3 separate regions of the Mus musculus genome follow, and regions 1 and 2 are each linked to region 3. The links are chromatin loops, found by intact Hi-C in ENCODE. Cell type or tissue: left cerebral cortex. All regions are shown on one strand.

Region 1 (8,000 bases), 55 kb after region 3:
ATTGAGTCTATACCCACGAATGCACACATGTCACATGTGTATAAGCCAAAGAACAACACTGAACTATGTTCCTCAGTTGTCATAGAGTTCAATTTTGAGTGAAGGTCACTCATTGGCCTGAAGCTTGCAAAGTAGTGTGACTCCATCTGTCTAGCATTGGGATTACAAGTGTGTACCACTGACCACACCCACCTCTTTATGGGGTTTAGGAAGACAGAACTCAGTCCCTCAGGCGGCGCAGCAGGTATATACTGACTGCATCATCACCACTTAGTCCTAGAAACTGGTCTTTGAGACTCTAAAAACAAGTATGACTTTATTTGAAGTCATCCTTTATGTATTATGTATGTAGATTCAGACTTGACAAATTGTACCACCCATTCATAACAGTCATGTGATGATTATACAAAAGAAGTCCGTGCTAATCTTGCTTGTATTCTTCACACATTGACATTGTTGGTCTACAATGGGCCATATCTGAAATGATGGGCCACTCATCTATATTCAGTGTGTCTCTTCTAGAGGATGAGTTGGCATGTCTCATGATAGGGCAGGGACCATGTGATTGCAAGCACTTTGTAAGGTATAGACTCAGGAGTGCCTTGTTGTCCTTTCCACTTAGAGGCCAAAGCAAGGCACAAGAAATGTGAAAAATTCCATAGGAATAGTAGGACCTTGAAAATAACTTGGCATAATGTGTACAGATAAGTAGGGGTAGAGTTTTCTATCCACAATACAGCCAATGTATCCTATTACACAACTAAGCCTTGTTCTTATATGTCAGTTAAGCTCTGCATTTACAGAAATTCTTTCAGTTGAACCTGGTCTCTCCTACCAATCAGAAACACTAACCATTCACTTGTCTAAGTCATTGATAACTGCAACATGACACAAACATTGTTATTTAATATTTGGAGTTGGATTAATAAAATACCATTGGAAAACATATTCCCAGAACAAGTTTATATGAAATTGATACATTGAATGATAGTTTCCTGTAACTATGGCCTGTGTGGAGTAGCTAATTCAGAGTGGAAGGCAAGAGGCTACATCTTTCTTTTAAGACATTTTAATCTCTTGATTTGTATTGTTCTGGAGGAGGCAGGATGATGGAAGATAAAACCATTAGAAGTGGAAGGCTTTTCTACGAGAGATGACAAAAAGAAAAAAATTTGACTCTTCTTTGATATTGATGCTTAAAATTTTTGATGAAAGACACGTAGTCACAGAATCACAGAGCATTCTGAGAGTCCTTCCATGGTGCATGTTTACAGATATTCTAGTGTGGTCACAAGCTTTTCATAGAATCATGACCTTATGGAGTTAGAATAGATTTTATAGTGCCTTACTCGAAATCCAGTAGTCACTACAGAATCCCTCAGAGAACACGACTGTTAGATGACAATTGGTCTTCCTTGGAACTTTCCCAGTGATGAAGAGTTCACATCTATAGGATGATAGACTCTCCTATAATGCAATGATGAGCGCAGATTACAGCAATCTGTTCTCTCCTCCAACAGCATTCTCCACTCCATCCTAGTACTACTGTATGTTCCATAATGAGCAACTAAGATGCCCACTCTTCCCACATTGCCAACAGTCATGTTTTTCTGGCTCATTTTATTCTTTCTCTCATTTCTCTCTCTCATTTCTCTCTCACTTTCTCTCTCTCTCTCTCTCTCTCTCTCTCTCTCTCTCTCTCTCTCTCTCTCTCTCTCTTCCCTTCTTTCTTTCTTTCTTTCTTTCTTTCTTTCTTTCTTTCTTTCTTCTTTCTTTCTTCTCTTCGAGACAGGGTTTCTCTGTGTACCCCTGGCTGTCCTGGAACTCACTCTGTAGACCAGGCTGGCCTTGAACTCAGAAATTCGCCTGCCTCTGCCTCCCATGTGCTGGGATTAAAGGCGTGCGCCACCATGCCTGGCCTTATTCTTTCTCTCATTTCTTGTGCTTATCTTTACAAGTCTGTTATTTCAGTCCCCATGCTCTGGGGTTTCTGTATCTAGCTAGCAATGACCTCAATATTTACTTCTCTTTATTGGTATTATTCCTTACAGAGAACTGTAGATATGAACATCACAATCCAAGGACAACATAAATAGCTTGGAATTATGTAGAACTGGTGCCTGTCCAATGATGTAATAGCAAAGACGGGTGTGACTACAGAGACTGACCACTGAGCTCAGTTTTTAGAGGAAGAGATTGAGATCCAGAGGAATTATGTGACTCACCAAAGAGCTATCACATCACTGAGTGGCAAAATTAAAGTGAAAATAAGCAATAGAAATGCCAAATTCAGGTTAAAAATCCCAATAGTGAACATATTCTAAAATATCCCTTGTTGGCTTTTGGGGTAGAGCCTTAAAGGAACCAACGTCAACTGCACTTAACTTCTGTTTTCCTGTTTGCCACATGGTTTTCTAAGAACCTGACATTATCATCAAACCAATTAACAGAACATTCCTCAAAAGTGAGATCTAATATATATGGTTTGTATGCAAAGAAACCGATAAGGAAGTTACCTTGGTTATATTTCTTGCTAGTTAGAAGGACAGCTGAGGTTCAAGAGAATTTCTTTCCAACTTGAGGATCCATTAGGTAGCAGGTGGTTTTAGTTTTCAAAAAAAAAGAAACCCATTTGGATGGAGAAGGTAGACAAATTTCAGCTAATGATTCCTGGCACAAAAATGCAAATATAATAGAAGTCAAGAGAAGCAAATAGAAAGTTGGGACATAGAAGACTTTTACATTTGAGTTGGGTGACTTTCAGAAAATATTTCCAGGCAACTCATTGAAAACTGAATTAGCCTTTTCAGTGAATAATGGCAGAACAATTAGATACACTATAAAAAGATTAATCTCAAAATTACCTGACAACACAGAAAAAAAATTAACTAGAAATAGAACACTCATATATGCATAAAAGCTGAAAGTTTGAAAGCTTCAAAAGCCAGCATAAGTGCATTTTCTCTCGTGGGAGGAAAATAGTTCTTAAATATGATGCACAAACTACAAATCTTAAGAGAAGAATAATGGTAAATGACATTCCACAAAAGTGACAATGTGCTCTTCAAGATACACTTAGGCAAATGAACAATCAAGTTGCAAGCTGGGAAAAACACTCGCGATACATATGTCTGGCAAAAGCCTCTTTGGTGGCACATTTAACTAACTCTTACAAGTCAATAACAAGTTTGTGAACACCCCAGACAAAATGGAAAAATAGTTTCAACATATTTCACAAGAATGGGGCACAGATGGTCCAAAGAACATGAAATGAGGCTTCAGCTCACATTGGCGGAATACAATGAAAGCGACCCTGTTTCTTACCAGTGGGAGGGGCCTACATTAAAGAGCCCCACAATACCAAACATTGGTAAGAAGAAAGAATTGAAGCTGTCATTATTTATTCCTTCTGGGAGTGGGATAAAACCATCAGAAATAAGTTCATCACTCTTTAATGATATGATTTATTCATATATGAAGTGACTTGGAAGTTTTATTCTGAAGGGTTCACTCAAGAATAATTACAGCATATATTCACTCTAAAGTTTTTACGTAAAACTAGCCAGGACCTCTTTTTATTTAAAAAATATTAGAAACAGCACAATTTTCTACGAGCAGCTTACAAAATTATTAAAAACAATAAAAGGAACGAACTATCGGCATATGTATTATGTTCAAGCTTCAAAAAAACATGCCAAAGGAAAGAAGATAAGATGATTTAAATGAATTTTCATGAAAATTTAGAAATATCTGGAATGACCTCCAGTGGCAAGATGGTGAGAAATGGTGGCTGGGATGAAAGGTACACACACGTGACTATAAACACTCAAGCGTGATACATGTTCAAATCCATATTTGAAGAAATTATTAATGTAATCCAACTTCATTTTTTCACAGCAAAGTAGTAGGGTATCTTTCCTGCTGTTTGTGAGATTCTTAGAAAATGGTTGGGAGATAAGTAAGGCCCTACCCAAGAATATCCATTCAGACCATAAGCCTGGTTCATAGCTATTTTAATAACATATCTCTATTTAAAAGGAATTCTGCCCCAATGCCTACAACCTCCCCAGAAAATGGAGTGAATTGTGCTAGAAGTGTTGCTTCTCAGCTGGTGTGAGGATTCAGCCAGATTCCAGAGTGAGGTTCCCAAGTTCCCATTCTTTCCCTGTCTTCCCAATTTGTTTTATTCATTTTTAGAGAATTTTGTACAATGTGATTCAAACACATCCACTCCTTCCTTAACTCTTCCCAGACATAATCCCTCTTTCCCCTCCACCCAACGTTGTATCTCTCCACCCTTTTTTAACCCACCAATACCGATTTGATCTGCCCAAGAATTCTGGGATGTGTGGCTTCCATTGAAGTATGGTTGACTTACTGGAACTGCATTCTTAGGGAAAGCTGACTCTCTCTCTGGGGACTGGGTTTCATACTCAACTCCCCTGTCCATGCTAGAGTTTGGTCTAACTAGAGTTTGTGCTGGTATTGTATAGGCTTTATGCACGCTGTCACAACCACTGTGGGTTCTTATGTGCAGCTGAGCTGCTGTGTTCAGAAGGCACTGTTTCATTTCAGTTATCAACTCTGGCTCTTACACTTTTTCCACCCCCTCTTCCACAATGATTCCTGAGCATTGGGAGGGGGCATGTGGTAGATATGTTTCGTTTAGAGTTAAGTGTTCTGCTGTTTCTGATTTTCTGCATCTTGACCACTTGTGAGGGTCTGCTTTGGTCACCATCTACAACAAAAAGACGTTACTCTGTTAGAGGTTAGGAAATGAATTAATCTATGGGTCTAATGATAAGTCACCAGATGTAATTTTAATATCATGTCCATTTATCAAAGTAATAACAGTAGTTTCTCCCTTAGGGCCTATGACCCATCTAGCTATAACTCCAGGGCTTTTACTAGTGCTGGTGTGGGTTTCATCTTGTGAAGTGGAACTTAAATCCTATCAGAACATGGTTGGTAACTCTCATGATGTTTTTGCCACTACTGCACCAGTGGGCAAATCTTGCCAAGTCAGTCATTTTGTAGCTCATTCTCTTCACAGTATGGAAAGATAGATGATATTTTCCCCTCTAGAAGCTTCCTTAGAGTCTTCTAACACTATGAGAAACATCAGGGATGAAGCTTTAGGGTCAACACGAGTTTGAGTTCTACATCTTACTGTCAAGTTCTGGAGGCAACCAAGAGCATTGGCGATAGCCTGCACCGTTTGGGGTCTATGGGAGCTTACAGGCCAGTAACGCCCAAAGCAACCCATTCCTGGCACTGGGTTCTTGCTTGTTAGCCTATAGTGTCTAGTGGGGACATTTTTGTAAAGCTGTACAGCTATAGCTATGTATATATGGACTATACATGCACATATAGAAGCTCTACAGTATCAGGCTTCCTTTTCAAAAGGGTTTTGGCGTTACTTATCCCTCCCCAATTTTCCTTTCTTTACTTTTCCCTCCTCATCTCGACTTAAGCATTTCTGTTTCCCTTTAGCCCTTTATACCAGTGATTTCAATTTCCTCTCCTAGAAGGCCTTCCCACTACCCCTCAGTAATTTCCTCCCTTCTATGCATACTTCAAATGAAGCACACATATCTGACGTTTCAAAGCTAACACCCACAAATGAGGGAAAACATGAGACCTTTGTCTTTCTGGTTCTGGTTTACCTCACTCAGAATAATGGTTTCTCATACTAAATGTGAGAACAATAATGAATGAATTAGGTTGTCCTATAGTCAGAGAAAACAGGCATCAAAAGTAAGATTTTATATATGTGTGTGTGTGTGTGTGTGTGTGTGTGTGTGTGTGTATATATATATATATATATATACACACACACATACATATATATATACATATATGTGTGTATACATATGTATATATATACATAATCATATAAAACAATATATATGTAAAATCTCATGTTTATTTACTGTGTGTAAGTTTTTGCTTGGCTAAATGATGATTTTTCACATATATATGTATATATATGAAAATGATATATATGTATCCTTTGTATTTTGAATAATATACAGATAAATATTATTTGTCAAAGCAAATAATATTGCTATCATGTTCTTTCTATAAATTGTAAAACTTCTTCCTAGTGTGGATAAATATTTCTGCCATGTATCTGGGTTTACCTTGACCCTTGCTGCATTGTAACTATCATACCTATCACTGCCAATACTGACCTACTCTTTCTTAATTTGAGCAAAGGTCATTTTAATGTGTATTTGCTTTATAATCAATTAAATTCAATATTTCATTAACTATATCTATAGTTGTGTCTCTATAAATTTCACTCCTGTTCCTTTGAGCATTTTTATTGTTAGGCTTTTTGATTACACACACACACACACACACACACACACACACGTTTTACAAGACACGGTTTCTCTGTTTATAGCCCTGGCTGTCCTGGATGCATGTGCTACCATACCCTGAATGACTTTTATTATTTTTAACAAACTTATGCAAACTCTCTCTTCCTTTCTTGCTCTCTTATTCTCTCTCAAATAGCTACCTCAATTGGTTCATATTTATTTTAATAAAACTTTTGACTTATCTTGATATTTTCTATGTTTAGCCCTTTTTTATGTCTGTATTGTCATTTTTCTGTCTTTTAACTTGGATCCGTCTTTGAAAATGAGAGGAAAAAAAGTCCTTAAACATGAGTTGAAATTTTTGTCTTGTGGGCACAACAGTCCCAGGTAGTTCCATCCATGGCTACATGGAGGGGGGGAAAAGCATGGGACCTAGCAAGGAAAACAGAGAACAGCACCTGCCCAAGGCTTGAATAACAATTTAATACATTTACAAATAAGAAATAAAAGAGTCCAAGACAATGTTCTGATACACACCATCTTTGGAGACAAAGAGCAACGGGGGAGGTGCGAGGAAACCTTTAACTGTGTGATTTGAAATCAGGTCCACAGAGATCCACATGGACAGGATAATGTTCCTCTGGTCTGACACATGGACCTTCGCATAAGGATATCTGGGCATCGTTTACATGACTTTCTCAAAACACTGACTCCGAATCACAATGAACCCAAACCTTGGGGATTATTAGGCAAAGTGTTAAATATAGTTAGAATAAGGTGGACAGAGTGCTATCATCCCAAGGCTCAGCTGCTTAAGAGATTTATGTGACCACAGAGATCTTTGTCATCTGTATGTGAGCTCCGCCTGCTGGCCACAATGAAATAAAGTGACCCTGGAAGAGTGTTTTAAAGAGAACCATTAATTCATGCATAGGATGGCATAACTTTTAAAATAATTGGGCTTTGTAGAAGTTACATAATGACAACTATACACTATAAAAAGAGGCTCATTTTCTTTTAAATCGTCTTGTGATGCATTTTAAGAATGACTTTTCTAAATGAAATAAGGATGGAGAAAAGTTATTCTCATTTGTGTTTGTAAGAGTACAGACTAATTTAATCTTAAAATGTGTATCTTGGCAATCTGTAGCCAACATTAAATTCGACACCCAAATCTCACTCTCAGTAATATGAAACAGGTGATCACAAAAAAGCAAAGTGAGGCATAAGAGGATTTGAGAATCAGTGTATTTATGGAAAAAAGGAAAAGAAAAAAACAAAGCAGAAAAAGCAGAAAGCCAAATTTCTTCCATGATGAAGAAACTGTTAAGAGTATAAAGTAGGGACAGATTCATTATGAACCCTGAAAAGGATATATATGTTTTATGCATTACTATGAGAAGGTATGTGACTTAGCTTTCATTTTGTGAAAAATATGAGAGACATAACATTGAGGAGGAAAAATTATTGTGGTTTATAGTTTTAGACATTTCAGATATGATGACTGACTCCGCTCTTTCTGGGCATGTAGTGAAATCGAACATGCGAACATCATGGAGAAAGGCAGGGCAGAGTAGAATGGCTCTTGATGGCCAGGAAGAAGAGCGAGGTCAACAGGAAGGACCAAGGGCCAAGGCTGACTCTCCCAGAGCACATGTTTAGGGACTTGCTTTC
Region 2 (8,000 bases), 78 kb after region 3:
CAAAAGAATAAAGCAGCCACTGTTCCCGGAGGAGTCTTGGAAGCCAGGTGAAATAAAGCAGAAAGCGGTAGTGAATCTTGCCTTGTGAATTATCTGAAAAAATAAAAAATCACCAGGCCCCAATATTAAGTATAGTCTATAGGCTTGCGAGGGCCCCACCTAGACTTCAGAGCATACATACTCAGACTCTCAGGATCCCCTTCTTGCAAATATTCTCCCTTTCTCCACTCTCCCTGACTGGAGGTGAAAGGGTTCAATAAGACAACGGTTGGGTAGCCCTTTGGGGTTTAATAGTACACAGACAGGTGCAAAACTTATCCCCACCTCTTTAATTGCCTTTGAAGGTTCAACAGATTTTTATAAAGTCCTATATATTTTGTATCCTACCGGATTAGGTCCCTGAGACGGTGAGTCGGACACTTCATGACCTCACCTGTGTCTGTCACCTGGAATGTGCTGAAGAGCTGTTAAATACACGTCCTCATAAAAACCTGGAAGTTTCCGCCACCAGCAGCCGAGTGCGCTCTGTGTGGTTTTGGTTTTGTTTGCTTCTCATTCCTCCTTCAGCATCCATCATGACTTCTGACATAGTCATGGTCCATTATGTTTGCAGGCCTAGTGAGCGTGTTACATTTGCAGCAAATTGGCATCTGAATTATTTCTTAGCTGGAATTACAGTGGGAATCTCATAAATAAGTAAACAGCTATAAGACAAAACACATGAACTTTCTTTTAACCAGCCGCTCCCTTGTTAACTCTGCGTTGCTCATTGCTTATGTCCAAAGCTGTCTGTCACTTTGTTTTGGTAATTGATGCTGGTGTCTAAATTCTCATTAAAATAAGCACCAATTAAACTGCAATTATCTTAATAAAGTTATAAATGATAATCCACACAATTTGCCAAGTTATAGTGTCCAATTCTATGACTTCTGGCATCTTTGCACATGTGGAACCATCACAGATTTTTTATTTTGTTTTTTAAAAAGTATTGTTACAAAGTCTTTGTGAATTTTATATAATGCTGTTTGATCATATGCACCCTCAACTCCTCCCCCTGAATGCTGAAAGATCAATTCTCACCTCCCTCCATCCCTTTTGTGTACTTCTTGAAAAAAATTACTAATAACCCATGGATTCTAATTAGTGATGGCCTGGGTATGGGTGTGGGTCATCCTCCGGGGTATGGTTGACCTAGCACGAGCCACACCCTTAAGTAAAAATGACTTCTTCCCACAGAAGTTTCCAACTGTCTGTAACTCCTCAGTTAGTAAGTTCATGAACCCTTCTCACGACATGTGAGAATCCTGATTGGTCTGATCTTGTGCAGGTCTTTTACAGGTAACCATAGCTGTTGTGAGTCCATGAAGTGTTGTAAGTCCTGCTGTGTCTAGAAGACATGGTTTTGCTCCTGTCCTACTGGATCTCTGGATCTTACAATCTCTCTGCCCCTATTCAATGATGGTCCTTGAGCCTGGACATGTGCATGTATGTGTGTGTGTGTATATTTGTGTGTGCATATGTGCATGTGTGTGTATGTGTACGTATGTGTGTGTATGTATGTGTGTGTATGTGTGTGTATGTGTGTATATGTGTGTGTGTGTTTGTGTATGTGTGTATGTGTGTGTGTATGTGTGTGTGTGAGATACAGATCTCCCACTAGTGGATAAGTACTCACCCCACAGTCATTTATTTTCTCTATTCAGCTCAGTTTAAGTTTCTTGCCCAACCACCATTCACTGCACTCGGAGGATGTCTGACATCTGTACGAATTGATAATTGATAATTGATAAGTAGAGAGATACTCAGTTTGATACTATGTTCATTTAGCAGGGTAATAGTATTCAGTGCATCCCTGGAGCCTGTGAGCGCCCTAATTATAACTTCTCAGCCATATTTATATACCAGGAGTATGTTTCCTCATGTGAAGTGGACCTTAAATCCAATGAGAAAGCAGAAATTGCATCCATATGTGTATCTTGCTACCCTAATAATAATATTAATAAAATTATTTGTTATTATTATTATTATTATTATTATTATTATTTAGGTTCACAGCTGGGTAAGGTTATTGATAAGCATCCCAGAAGCCTGCATAGCACCTTTCAGTACTACAAGAACCAGCCATCAGGGAGAAGTATTCTTGTCCACACTGACTTGATTCGCTCCTATCTCACAAATAATATATGTGCTGTGTTCAGCCACAATGTCTTACCACCAAGCTCTGGTGTGCAAGCATGAGAACGGCATTGTGGATTGTCGGATAGCATGCTTTGATTTGAAGGGGAGGGAGTGTTTCTGGGACACCTCTGACTAATAACTCCAGGGGAGGCATCTCACCGCTGGCACTGGGAGTTTTCAGCTGATAGCCTGTGGCTCCTGAGATGAGCATAATCCCCTTGTGCATGGTGGCTCCACTTAAACTGTTATATGCATACATATGAGTGTGAATACATATATATTTACGAAGTAGTAGATTTCCCTATGGCCTTTTAAAGTACCCTTAGAGTTCATTGTCTCTCCCCTCTTCTGTTCCGCCCTCTCATCCCTCTTCCCCATTTGGATGTTCCTCCCATGCCCCCTCTTTTCCAATTCATATTACTTATTTCCTGCTATCCCTACCTTTCTATATTTTATTAGTGGAGTGGATTCCTAAAATGATGAGTCAGGCAGCCAATTGCCTTATTTATATCTGTCACACAGAACATGTTAAGGAAACACAAACTCTGTCAGTGGAAGAACAGTACCATCAGGTCCCAAATAAATCAGACACCTTGCAGCCCTCGCCAGCTCAATCCCCCGTCACATCTCTCCATCCTTACCCGTGTACATATTCACCTTCTGTTGCTTAGATTCGCCCATCCTGGACCCTTATTAAAAATGAAATCGTGTAGTATGTTGATTTTTGCACTTAGCTGTTTACACTTCCCATGTTTCTCCAGACTCCTTCATATGATGACACACTCTTTTAAAATTGTAGAATAATAAAATGAATATAGTACGTGCCGTTTAACCATCCATCAAGCGATAGACATGTAAGTTGTCCTCATTTGTTTAGCTCTTGCTGTGTAAGTTTTGTGTGGGCTTGTGTTTTATTTCTTGCCCGGGGTTAGAAGGTCACATTTTTAAATAAAAATGAAGCACACAATGTACGCCTGTTTCTTTAGAAAATAGTTTGGAGAATGGCAAGGAATGGGAATCTGTGAGTGGATCAGGCATGGCCTCAGTCCCACCACTACCCAGCCCCATGATCTAGATCAAGGCCATCACTTCTGTTTTCTTTTATGTTAGCAAACAGGACTTTATTTCAAAGGTTAGCTTCCTTTGCAAGCATCCCATCAGCTGATGTAATGCTGCCGAGAAGTTCATTTTAGCTAAAGTTCATTTTAGGTCAATCCAAGATTGCTGACAAATACTAAGAAAATATAAAAATAGAAATAACAAGTGAAAACATCTTTAGTTTCCTGTAAGAATGATTTTATATTACACCAGAAGGAAGAAGAAGGAGGAGGAGGAAGAGGAGGAAGAAGAGGAGGAGGAGGGGGAAGGAGGAAGAGGAGGAGGAGGAAGAGGAGGAGGAGGGGGAGGGGGAGGAGGAGGGGGAGGAGAAAGAAGGAGGGGGAGGAGAAAGAAGGAGGGGGAGGAGAAAGAAGGAGGAGAAGAAGGAGAGGAAGGAGAAGAAGAAGAAGAAGAAGAAGAAGAAGAAGAAGAAGAAGAAGAAGAAGAAGAAGAAGAAGAAGAAGAAGAAGAAGAAGAAGAAGAAAGAAAGAAAGAAAGAAAGAAAGAAAGAAAGAAAGAAAGAAAGAAAGAAAGAAGGTTCCTTCCATTCTCATAAAACATCTATTCATGAAAGTAAAAGACAAAATTATAAAGAAGAGTCTTTACCACCAAGATATGTAGATAAAAATTTGTGTTTCAAATCCATCTTACAATTTCAGCCTAAGGAAAGCATTTTAATTACCAAAAGGGAAAGTATTTCATGAATAAAGCTGAAGATGGGGAAACTATCTGTAACATATATAGTAATGGATTCTGTTCAAACAAGGGCCTTCACAAAGAAATGTCAAAAAATTAAAAATATTCCTATGCAACATCTCCTTTGCATTTGTGAACATGAATGCACCCACACACATGCTCACAAATAAAACATTTAAATAAAGCCTACTGCACCTACGAAGGAAAACTAGACATGGGCAACGAAGAGGTAGCAATAGCAATGGTTGTGACATGTTACAAAGTACAACATCAATGCTGCCGACATAAAAGAAGCTGGAGAATGGGAAGTGTAATGGAAAGGCTTTGACAACAACCCAGCTCCAATTAGTGTGGTCGACATTCAGGATTTCCCTTAGTGATCACACCCAGGCCACTTAGATTTATTTGAGAAATGTCAAGTTTATATTCATGCTCCTCAGTGGGTGTAAAAAAAAAAAAAAGTCTGTTCTAGAGAAAGAAGTGATATAAATAACTTTAAAAAGGAATTTCTTTAGTGGCTGCTCCAAGGAACGTGGCATGTTTTATCATTGTGTTCTGAATATATCAACACAAGGAATGCTGATTTCTTCCTAACTTTTATTTTACTTAATTAATATTAATTTATACTGAAATAACCACAAATACATTCTACCCCATCCCCTCCTTATAGGTAATCATAGTCACTTTTTGAATAGATTTCTCCTGCATCTGTCTTCATATTCCTACATGATTTTTATTACCACTTTTGGTTAATTTCTGGTGAATATTTTTCCCATACAAGTGCTAATCAGTTCTGACCCTGCTTGGCTTCCAAGATAAGATAGTGTCAGTTATGTTAAAGGTGGTGAGACCTAGAGACTATAGTATAGACTGATAGATCCTCTGTGTTGTTTCCTTATATAACAGATAAGATGAGATCAAGTGAGTTAAGGTTGTCATGGCTGTAGAGTCTACAGTATAGACTGTTAGGCTCTATTAATTTCTTATAGAATAGATTAAATGTTTTGATTTTCTTATGTTTCCTGTTTTCTTTATTTTCTCACTAGAAATGCACCACATCTCAGGGTCTATCTATAAAATTGAATTCAACCTGTGAAAACTGAAAAATGACTTTTATGACTCTCACTGGTTCATAGCCTCTACGATGGTCCCATGATAACCCACTACCCGGCACTTACAGCTCGACTAGATGACCCCTGTGTGATTTAAGCACACAGAATTTTAACTTTTTTTTTCCTGCTAACAGATTCTGTTATCATGACGTTGATGAAGAAAATGTCATACCGAAGAGATGCAGGTGACCAAGCGCTGAAGGAGCCTCTGCCTCACTACCAGTGTGGAAGCAGCATCCTGGATAAAAAAGGCTGTATGCATCAGGGCTTCAAACAACCACCCAGTGGATGTGGAAGCAGATCCTTCCTCGGGAAAGCTTTCAGATAAGACTGGAGCATCTGGGATGACACCCTGGCTGTACCTGATAGAAACCATGAAGCAGAAGACTCGGCTATGCCATGCCTGAATTCCTGGACCACAGATTGTACAATAATAAATGTGTATTATTTTAAGCAATATATTTGCTTAAATATACTAATGGATAACTACAACTATGTATATATTTACTCAGTGTTACCTATTGTGGTTATACTTCTTCTGGCATGGATTTTTATGTTGTTTGCAGTTGGTAGTCGTTTTCCCCCCTATTTGTTTAATGTTCATTGATGTTGTGGTTAAGATTTGCCACAGAAGCCACTAACTCTGATGACATCACTCAGTAACTTTTCTACATGATAAAAGTCTCTTTTTATAAACAGCCCTGCTTGTCTCCTAAGTTGAGATTCTATATCTCCTTCCATTCATGTTTTTTTTTTCAATCTAGCTGTGCGTTTTTCTGTAGGCTCATTGCAGTCTTTGTCCTGAGACAGTCCCTGATCACAACTTTAGACCCTGTCACTCATTTCCACCCCTCCCTGTCTGGAATGATCTCTTTCCTATATCATGTGTTTGATGCATCCTTATTTAATTGGCCACAATCCAGAATAAGGATCTATTGAACATAGATTTTTATGGGAACTCTGCCTTCCAAAGTGTTCTTTATTCCTTTATACTAATTTAATCATTTGGCTCTGTACACACTAATACTAAAAGTTTTGAGGGTAGTGAAGACATCTCTTGCTTTTTAGTTTTTATGTTTCTGTTGAAAAACAAAACTATCATGTTTTTTTCCTCTGATACATTACATCTTGATTGCAGCCTCCCTCCCTCCACTCTTCCCAGTCCTCCTCACCAAACTCCTTTCTCTCCTGTATACTCTCCTCCTCATCAAGTCTCCCAGGAATATCAACTGAACATGGCATAAAAGAGTACAAGAAGACTAGACACTATCAAGGCTGGAGGAGGCAACCCAGGAAGAGGAAAAGGGTCCCAGGAGCAGGTGAAAGAGTCAGGGACACCCGCTACTCCCACTGTTAGGAGTCCCACAAGAACACCCAGCTACACAATCATGATCCACATGCAGAGAATTTAGCTCAGATCCATACAGTCTGTGATTGCCACTTCTGTCTCTGTGAGCCCCTATGAGCCCTGCTTAGTTGATTCTGTGGGTTTTCTTATGGTGTTCTTGACCCTTCTGGCTCCCAGAATCCTTCCTCCCTTCTTCTGCCAAGTTGCCCCAAGCTCTGCCTAGTGTTTGGTGGTGGGTCTCTGCATCTGCTCCCACCCGTTGCTGGATGATTGCCTCTCGGATGATAACTGATCTATCAGCATAGCAGAATATCATTAGAAATCATTTCATTGACTTTTTTCTTTTTTGCCAGTTGTGTTTGGGTCTAGCCTGGGCTGTCTAGCATCTGGTTCCTGGACATCCAGCATGGGCTTCCTTTTATGGAGCGAGTGGGCCTCTAGTTGGACTAGTCACAGGTTGGCCACTCCCACAAGTTCTATACCACCATTACCCCAGCACATCTTGCAGGTAGAACAGATTGTAGGTGGAAGGCTTTTGTGGCTGGATTGGTATCCAGTCCCACCACTGGAAACCTTGTCTGGTTAAAGAAGATAGTCAGTTCAGGTGCCATATCTCCCATTTCTAGGAGTCTTTGGTAGGGTCATTGTCATAGATTCCATGGAGTTTCTCCACTATACTAGTTTGCCACATTGCCCCCAAATGCCCCCAAATACCCCCAATGCCAGTTGTCTCTTCCAGAATTCTCTCCATTCATCCTGCCTCATTACCCGATCTCTCCTGATCCCATCCCTGTCCACCCTCCCCAGTCCACCCACAAAATCTATTCTATTTCCCCTTCCCACAGAGATCCATGTGTTCCTCCCTTTGGCCTTCGTTGTTACTTAGCCTACTGAGCTTATACCATGTTTGTCTTTGTGGGTCTTTGTTACCTCTCTCCATGATTTTTTCCCCTAGTTCCATCCATTTGCCCACAAAATTTACGAAGTCATTGCTTTCATGATGTCATTGTTTTCAGCAGATGAGTAATACTCCATTGTGTAAGTGGTCCACATTTTCTTTATCCATTCTTCTGCAAGAGCAACTAGTGCTTGTAACTGTTAAGCTACCTCTCCAGCCACAATCATCACTTTCTCTGGAACCTGGCCTGGCAGGTATTGCCTGCCCCGCCCCGCCCTGCCCCGCCCCGGCCTGCCTTTCCCTGCCCTACCCCGCCCTGCCCAGTCCTTTCTATACTTTTAGGTTTCTACTTCCATGTTTTTCTTCTTTTTGAACTATCTGTTCAGTTTTATGTTTTGGCTGAAAAATAAGTCTCATTTTAGCTCTCATACTTTTAGTGTTCAAGAATCCCGTCTAGTTTCTTATTGTTTCCATTTGTACTCTTACCTAATCTTTTTTCATGGATGCTATCCTGTATTTCATCTGGCATGGATATTGAAAGCCTTTCCACAGAGACAGGACTACTTCTTGGTGAGTTTCAGCTACCTCGTTAAGTATGGAAAAACTTTCAGTTGTTCGCTAGAACCCCAGCCTTGCCCTTGAGAATGGATGCATGACTGAGTTTCACACG
Region 3 (8,000 bases):
CGCTCCTTTCATAAGAAGCAGCCATCATATACCAGTCTATCTCCTGGTACTCAGAGCCTTGACATGGATTCAAATAGGTTTCAATCATGCACTGGAGACATGAGCGTTTGCCGTGGAAAGAGAGGGTAGCAGGCTATGGTGCTGAGCCTTTGCCCACTCACTGTTCACCTGGAAGTCTTTGTAAGGCCTAGGGGTTTGGTGTCTTGGAAAGACTGAACATCCATGCAAAGTGGGCAGAAGTGACTGCAGGGGATCCAGTGAACTGTAGAAAGAAGCTGTGAGTTACAGTGGAGGCAGTGGTCCTGGAAGGAGGAGACCCTGTAGTGATGACCCTAAGTGTTGGGGGACTTGGAGACCAGGTTTTAAGATAAAGTGAAAGAGTTCCTGGGGATGGGGTGGGGGGGATCCACTATAACATACTTTAACTATTGTTGAAGTTTGTCTTATGGTAGGCTTTCCTGTGATAAGACATAAAATTTTAGTGATTTTATGTTTACTGAACATTCCTCTGTGTGTGTGTGTGTGTGTGTGTGTGTGTGTGTGTGTGTGTGTGTGTGTGCTTTTTACTAGAAACAGGAGGTTGAGCTCCTGTAAGTTAAGATTTCTTATTTGCAAACCCTTGGCTGCCTTGGGGACTCCCAGTCAGACAAGGGGCAGCCTTTAACATGGGCTATCTATTTTATTGATTCAATGATGCACAGTGTCTTATGCTGAAGATGTTGTTTTAAGAATTTTAAAGACCTCGACTCATTAATGTGCTTAACAACTTAGAGATCTGTCACCGTTATCATTTTGCAAAGGACTGTATGAATTGACTTTTAAATACGGGTCCCTAGATAGGTGTGCTGGCTCTGTCACTCCTGTTTAGCTGCAGATCTCGAAAACATCTAGATTTCTGATTTGAGGACCCCCGGCCTCCCTAATGTTTGGGGAGCCCACTGAACCCTGCCAATCTAGGATTCCTGGAATGGAAATCAGCATCCTCCTCACCCGCAGGCACACGTGACCCCAAGGAGAAGCCATCGCGTATGCTGCCACCTCCCATGTGTTTCCCAGTTATTCCAGCTCTGGAGTCTACACCACCGTCACTGCTGGTGACAATTCTGACCACTCCACCCCCAGCTCCATCTGCTGCAGCTACCAGGCTGCCTTGTAATCTTCAAGCCTCCCACACACCCTGCCCGCTTCCCTCCCATAAAAGCCAAGAGTCCATCATCCTCAAGAAAAAGTGAATAGAGATCTTTAGCCCCCATGGTGAACTACTGCTTCCTTTCTTGATCTGCAGCATAGCTGGAAGAGCCTGTCATGGAGTAAGACTCAGAAACGGAATGCACTGGGGCAGAGGTAGCCATGTATAAAGTCAGGTGCTATGTGGGGTGGAAGCCTCTCTCTTCTCCCCTCTCTTCCAGCTCCATATCTTCTAGCCATCTAGCTACTTGTAGACCCAGAACAAGCTGGAGGTGTTAACTAGCCTCTGTCCCTTCTTCTCAGGAACCTTCTTAGACCTCCTGAAGTGACAGACAGTAGCAATGCTGCCTCTCTCCTCTTAGAGGGTTGGAATTAGCCATGGTATCACTTTTGCCAAAATCAAACTATGCTGCTGAGCCTGCAGACCTAAACAAATCCTGCAGATAATATCCAGCCTCTCTTGACTTTAAGAGCATAGGCTCATACCCAGAAAATGGAAGCAAGAGGCTTGAAAGCACTCAAGGTTACCAAGAGCCACAAGCAACACAAACAATTCATAAGAACACTTGAGAAAACCCCCCGGGGGGTGTTGTTATTATCAGTGCCCAAGATGAGCTTCCCATCATGCCCAAGGTGGAAGATGCCAGGATTCTAATGTATCTCCTTCATAGCTCTGTTTCATGACTTTCCCGAATTCAACTACCTTCCTATTTAAACAGGACCATTGTCCACCTTTTCGATGTGTTCTCTGGGATACAGCCATAATCAAGTCATCTGACTGGATATCTTAAACATTTCATGAAAAACACAAATTATGATTTAAACAAAAAAGAAAAAAGAAAAAACTCTCCTACCCATCAATTTGACAAAACCATTTAAATTCTTTGGCCACCTTAACAATGGCAAATGTTCTAAATGGAACCTGGACAGAAGAGCAAGCATGTTAGAGCTTAATCAATTACCTTGAACTAGGTAATGAAAGCACACAGTCTGCCTTACTTTCACAGAAGTGGATGGAAGTCCTTGAATGTGCACTGAGGATTCTTTAGAAAGCAACTGAGCTCATTGAGACCAGATAAGACAGCTACACAAGTGGCCCACTTATCTCAGAAGCCCATAATCCAGTCAGATGGTACTCAGCTAGGTCAGGGTGCCCTGAGATCGCCACAAGTGTAATAGTTGCCTGCCTAACAATTTCCAGGTGGGAAAGCATCCCTCAGTCCTCTTGGGCATAAGCTACCGACACAAGCAGTTGGGAATCATTTGCTAACAAAGCTCTCAGAGATAGGCACCCAACACTTGTTTACACCTCCAGGACTATAGATTTCTCTAGTCAGTTCTGGAATTCTGGCAGCACTTTGGTAAATGTTATCAAGTTGGGAATGTTAGTGAATGAAGTTTCAAGACAGAGCTCTTTCAAGCTGTTGGAACTGATGTTGCACTGTTTGCAGCAAAGCAGCCTGAGGGTGAGGCCCCCCCCTCTTCTCCCTTTGTTACCTTGAGCTCCTTGACTGTAGAAGAACCTCTGCGCCGACTCCACATCCAAGAGTCTGTGAGCAGACTCAACGTCCAGAAAATAATCCATTTTGGGATAATCCATCTTCAATGTTCAGAACAGGATTTTGAGAGAAGGCAATCACTTAGCTCTCTATAAAGGGGGAAGGGGAGAAAGACACAGTATTTCAGGATGTCAAGTATGTGTATTCCTTAATTTAAATGAGAGTACGCCATTATCATATTCCAACATTTGACTGACATTTCTAATGTCAAAGCCCCCACTGCCAGAGACTTTGTATTGCATGAGAAGATCCAACCTTTAGTTAACACCAATTTAAAATAATATATTCTGCCTGCAAAAATTAAAATGATTCACGTTAAAGAGGAATAACATACTGTTCTTTCCTTGCTGTATATTATCTGACAAAAGGTATACTTTTAAATTCATGTACCTCTAGTTTTTAAAAGTCTGCCCGATAAAAGGCATTGGAAAGTATCACCCTACCTGCAAGTTGCTCTTCAATTGATCCAGGGGTGTCTGGTGTCCCCTCTAGTAGAAAGCATCCCCTGGGAATCCGATCCTCCTCTCATAGACACTTTGCAATATAGGCTGGCTTGTTTGCTGTACAAGTGCCTTGAATTCCTTAGTCTTCAGCCATTCCCTTCAGCACATTCTATACAGTGCTACTGGCTCATCTGCCCATGCCCGGTATAGGCTGTTTTTGATACAGAACCGTGGTTCGTGCAGCAGCGGCAAACATCACAGCCTTGCCGTGTTTCCTATAGCATGCACTAGCCTGGCATGAAAACCAGCCAGCCCCTTCTCACGGAGCCCATGCAGTTACCCCTGATACTGGCACAGAAGATCTATCTCTATTTCTGCACTATTATATTTCAAAGGAGGAACAAGAGGAAGTCTTTAAAAATCAGATTCTGAAGGCTAAAGCAATCACTTGCTTCCTAAGTCTGCACACTCTCATCTGAGAAACCAAGTCTGATAAGAGGAAACTTTAAAAAAAAAAAATAGCCAAAGGTACCCCAACAGCAAAGAATACTTACTGTAAAAACATGTAAAACCAAGGGCCGTCGATAGAACAAATGAGCAGTTTCAACCAGCTGCCTTCGATCTTATTAAATATTCCCAGCGAAAGTAAACAGTTTTGATTATCTGATTAGATCAGTGATGAATAATGTATTCTGTCCACTGGACTTTCTCTATCAGATAAAATGGCCAGAACAGGTTACCTTAGCAACCGAAGGTGACGCCAGTTCCAGCCTCTCCACGCCCTCCTCTGCGAAGGAAGGAAATTACCACTTTCCCATGTAAAACTTTGGCAGGGAACCATCAAAATCTACATGAAGATTTTGCATCATCCAGGGCCATTCACAGTCTACTCTCCCACCTCTTAAAGCGGAGATCTCACCGGTTATTTAAAAATCAGAATTTCTGCTTTAATAATCTATTTTTGCGATCTCAAATCCCAGTCTGCTTTGCAGTAAGAACAAAATACATGGTAAATGATTAAACAGTGGGGAGGTCTGTAGTGTTTAGACCATGTTGGAGCACCTGTCTCTATCTTTCTGCTGAATGGGGTAGGGTGATGGAGAAAGGCTATTTAACTGGCAATATAGTATGTTCAGTGAACATTCCCATTATAATTAATACACAAAAACAGTCACCGGCACCTAGGCTGAAAATAACTCTTTCCTTCTGTCCCTAGAAACAGCTTAAAAGCTGTCTGAAATTTCCCATATTTTGAAAGCCGCATTATAACGCAGACCCTCTGGGAGACAACCCCTACCTAGCCCACCCAAGGCAACACAGCCAGAAAGACGCACGAAGGGAAGAATTCTCAAAGTTAGGGGATACTCACCAGCACTTGTGCCCCCTTCAACAGGACGCTGTCAGTGAGCGGCGGGCAAGCTGAGCAGGGCTGCTGAGCCTGTGAGCCCAAATGAACAGCTTCTAATTTTCCCTTCAATCTCCAGTCAAGAGCACTGGGTGGAGGGGAATGATGGATCTGTCGGGTTTTATATTGTGATGAAATGCCCCCTCCCCCCAAAGCCGGGATCTAAGTGGGGCCGCTCTTTAGAACGCATTAGCCTGCTAATTTAAGAAAATTGAAAGGTTTTGTTTTACCGTCTTTTATGTGTTCTTTTCTGCTACCCCCTCAATTTAATTTGCATTTAAAATGATTCTCCTGTCTCCTAGGCTCTCCAAGGTGTGGAGTACTTGCTAATCCTGAAGGCTGCTCCTGGTAGGATAGGGTTTGGTGCCCTGCCATTTCCTTCTGAGCTGCCAAACAAGGTGGGCAATTAAAAGTGCGAGCTACATTCTGGAGAGAAATACAGAAGGCTTTCACTCTCCCTCTTTTTGTCTGTGCATGGTCAGATCTTCAAAATGCCCAAATGCTCTCTTCTTTCCTGAATGCAACAGATTTATTATCTCCACAGCAAAAAAGATGCTTTGGTTGTGTCCCTCACATTAGCCTGGTATGAGATCCTCTTACTGCTCCCCAGGAAGGACTTGTAAGCATGAGACTTTGAGATATGTTCTTAAAGCTGTAATGTTAATCCAGCCATGCCCCCGTATGTGTTTTCTGTAACCTTCTTCCACCTTGTATGGACCAAGCAGAAGTGATGATTAGTACAGGGTAGTGGGTAGCATCAGGATAGGATGTTAATACAAGAGAAGCCATGCTTGCTTGCAAGGACTTGGAAGGAAGATCAGACTCCTCTTGCCCATGTCCATAGCTCAGCCAGAGGACAAGTGCTAGAGAGTGACTGACAACTGACTTTGAAAATTGTCCTTTCCTTTCCCATTCTACCTTGCCTTTGGTGGGTTAAGGGGTTGTCTCCGAAAAGAGAAATCAGGGAATGCCTTGCTGACTATCTTGTGGGTCAATAATAGGGTGGGCTCTCCCCTTCCATCAGAGAAAACCGGGTACCAAGTTAGTGCTATAGAGAGATCAGCCTCGTGGGAGACCTAAATGTAATGATCAATCAGAAAGGCCTTGTAGAGAAGGCAGCTTGGTCTCTGAATGTGCAAAGCTTTGCTCAGACCCCAGGCCTTTGAGCTTTAAGGTTGCATTGCTATTCAGCCCTCAATAGAGACAGGTGAACACTTGACATTTACAAGAAGAGAAAGCTGTCTTCTGGTTCTTTTCACTTACAGTAGGGTGTGGGCGACAGGTTCTAACCCTCTATTGTGCTTCTACTGGAATTATAATGACTCATAGGTGACAGAGAGAGACACAGGGGGAGGGGGAGTGGAGAGAGAAAGGAGAGAAACAGAGAGAAAGGGGAGAAAGGGAGATTAAGTTGAAAAACATCAGATACTCTGTTAAGTGCAAATGAGCCTGGGATGGAAGATGATGCTAAATAGGACATTTGAAAAATAGATTGTGTTCCTGGAACTGAGAGTGGGTTTGGAATTCAATAATTTCTGGAGTCCTGACCAAGGAAAGGAAACTTGAGTTGCTTTATAAAATGCTGGGGCTGGGGAGATGATTCCGTGGGTAGAGCGCTTGCTGTGCAAGCATTCGGACCCCGAGGTTGAATCATCAGTGTCTTCATAAAAGTCAGATAGGCTAAGGCATGTCTGGAGTGCCAGTGTTCCTAAAGTGAGATGTAAAGTGGAGGAGACATGAGACTCCCTGGACTCTGTAGAGCAGCTAGCCTGGTACACACAGCAGCAAATGACAAAAGGACCCTGCTTCAAACTTCGCCTGGAGTTGTCTCTTAGCCCCCATTTATATTCTCTCTCTCACTCTCTCTCTTTCTCTCTCTCTCTCTTCATCTCTCCTTCCCTCCCAAGTAATGAAAGCGATGTGAAAAGGCTATGATTTTTCTTAAATGGTAAGATTTTAACTTTTAAAAAGCAATGATTTGGGAAGGAAAAGACATTCACAAAAGGGACTTCATTTTACAAAATAATCATTATATTTTCAAAGTATAATCGGACCACTTTCTAAAATTGACTTCCCTCCTTCTTTCTTTTTGAGGCAGGTCCCCCCCCCACCCCCCCGTGTAGCTCTGGCTGTCCTGGAACTTGCTTTGTCAAGACTGAGGTGACCTTCAACTGGAAAATCCACCTGCTTCTGTCTCCCAGGTGCTGGGATTAAAAGCATGTGACACCTTGCCCTGCTCTGAAATAGAATTTGAAAGTTGATGATTTCATTCTTTGAGGAGACTAGATTATATACAAGAACATTCATGTTGTGAAGTTATCACTTAACTACTGATGTTCATATGGTGCAAGGACCTGAGCAAACTAGACAAACACTCTACTAGAGAGTTGTGTCCCTAGATCTTGATTTATTGAGCTGTGTAGTTCAGGCTAGCTTGGGACCCTGTGTAGTCAAGGTTGACTATGAGCTCCATATAGCTTAGTCTGGACTTGAACTCATGATTCTGCTGTCCTCCTGTCTTATCCTCCAGGGTTGGGATTTTACTTGTAAAGGTGGGGAAGCATAGAAATTGTCCAAAAACAAAGTCAAGATCTGATCAGTTCAGAAGTATTTTTTTTATAACTTTTACCTATTTAAAAGTATCACTAAGTTTATTGTATGTCACCATATTGTTCTGACATACATTACAGAGTAGCTGGTGATGTCCCAGGCTAACGTTCATAAAGCACTGGACAATTTAACCAAAAGCATCTCAAGTTCAAGCGAAGTCAGACAATGTCAATATAACCATGTGACATATACATAGAAGTTAATTTATAAATCAAAAAGAAACCAAATCATATGAAAATATAAGGTTATAAGGGGGGTCAAACAATTTGGATGGGGTCCTGAAAACCTTTCTGTTTCCAGTTTGGTGGTAAGAAGATAGGTCTGCAATGTGTATAAAAAATGTAGAAGGATTGCATTGACTTGAAACAGAGATATACGCCAGAATAAATCCCAGAGAGAAGTAAAGACATTAGCGGTGTTAATTTCCCCTTGGCTCTACACTCCCTCAGTCTATTGAGGCTGTGAGACCCAGCCATTCAGAAAGAGAAGACCACGAGAAACATATTCTTCTTACACCCTCTTCTTGGTCTTTGCTGGGCTCGGGCAGGGTTTAACAGGCTTACTGTGGTTCTTCTCACAATTGTACAGTGGCCTTCTTTACTCGGTTCTCTCATTGTATCATAGAATTCTCTAGAAGACCCTGTTTAGACTCCAGGAAATTCTGACTGTTGCCTGCATGAAACCTTGGGGACATTTTCTTTGGATAATAAACCATGTATACACTTAGAAATATTAGAATATCTCTTAAAGTAAAATAACATCCTGGATGCCTTGGCAGAGTGCTTCGGTTGAGGG

Evidence for each region. A loop is a pair of places that touch in the nucleus more often than their neighbours do. Peaks named below come from ENCODE experiments on the same cell type or tissue, not always from the same donor. Only the 100,000 strongest peaks of a DNase experiment are listed, where the experiment ranks them.
Region 1: a loop joins it to region 3, with 4 times the contacts of the local background. A loop is called at or near these places in 5 of 42 quality-filtered maps.
Region 2: it touches region 3 in a loop (2.6-fold over the local background); 4 of 42 quality-filtered maps call a loop at or near these places.

Annotation. Positions count from the first base shown.
Region 1 is chr13:42,622,852-42,630,851 of GRCm38, reverse strand. No RefSeq gene overlaps it. Among named protein-coding and RNA genes, the nearest start is that of Phactr1, 54 kb to the left of the region's middle. In left cerebral cortex, a CTCF peak has its summit at 7,199 (motif pointing left); DNase peaks (open chromatin) are centred at 3,168 and 7,177.
Region 2 is chr13:42,599,812-42,607,811 of GRCm38, reverse strand. No RefSeq gene overlaps it. Among named protein-coding and RNA genes, the nearest start is that of Phactr1, 77 kb to the left of the region's middle. In left cerebral cortex, no CTCF peak of the experiment used is centred here; a DNase peak (open chromatin) is centred at 4,258; H3K27ac peaks cover 189 bases.
Region 3 is chr13:42,677,486-42,685,485 of GRCm38, reverse strand. Phactr1 (phosphatase and actin regulator 1) reads right to left here and starts at 4,687. Exons shown (of 14, transcript NM_001302635.1): 1 at 4,560-4,687; 2 at 2,686-2,836. The coding sequence starts at 2,788. In left cerebral cortex, no CTCF peak of the experiment used is centred here; DNase peaks (open chromatin) are centred at 3,411, 3,993, 4,701, 4,928 and 3 more places; H3K4me3 peaks cover 5,146 bases; H3K27ac peaks cover 5,487 bases.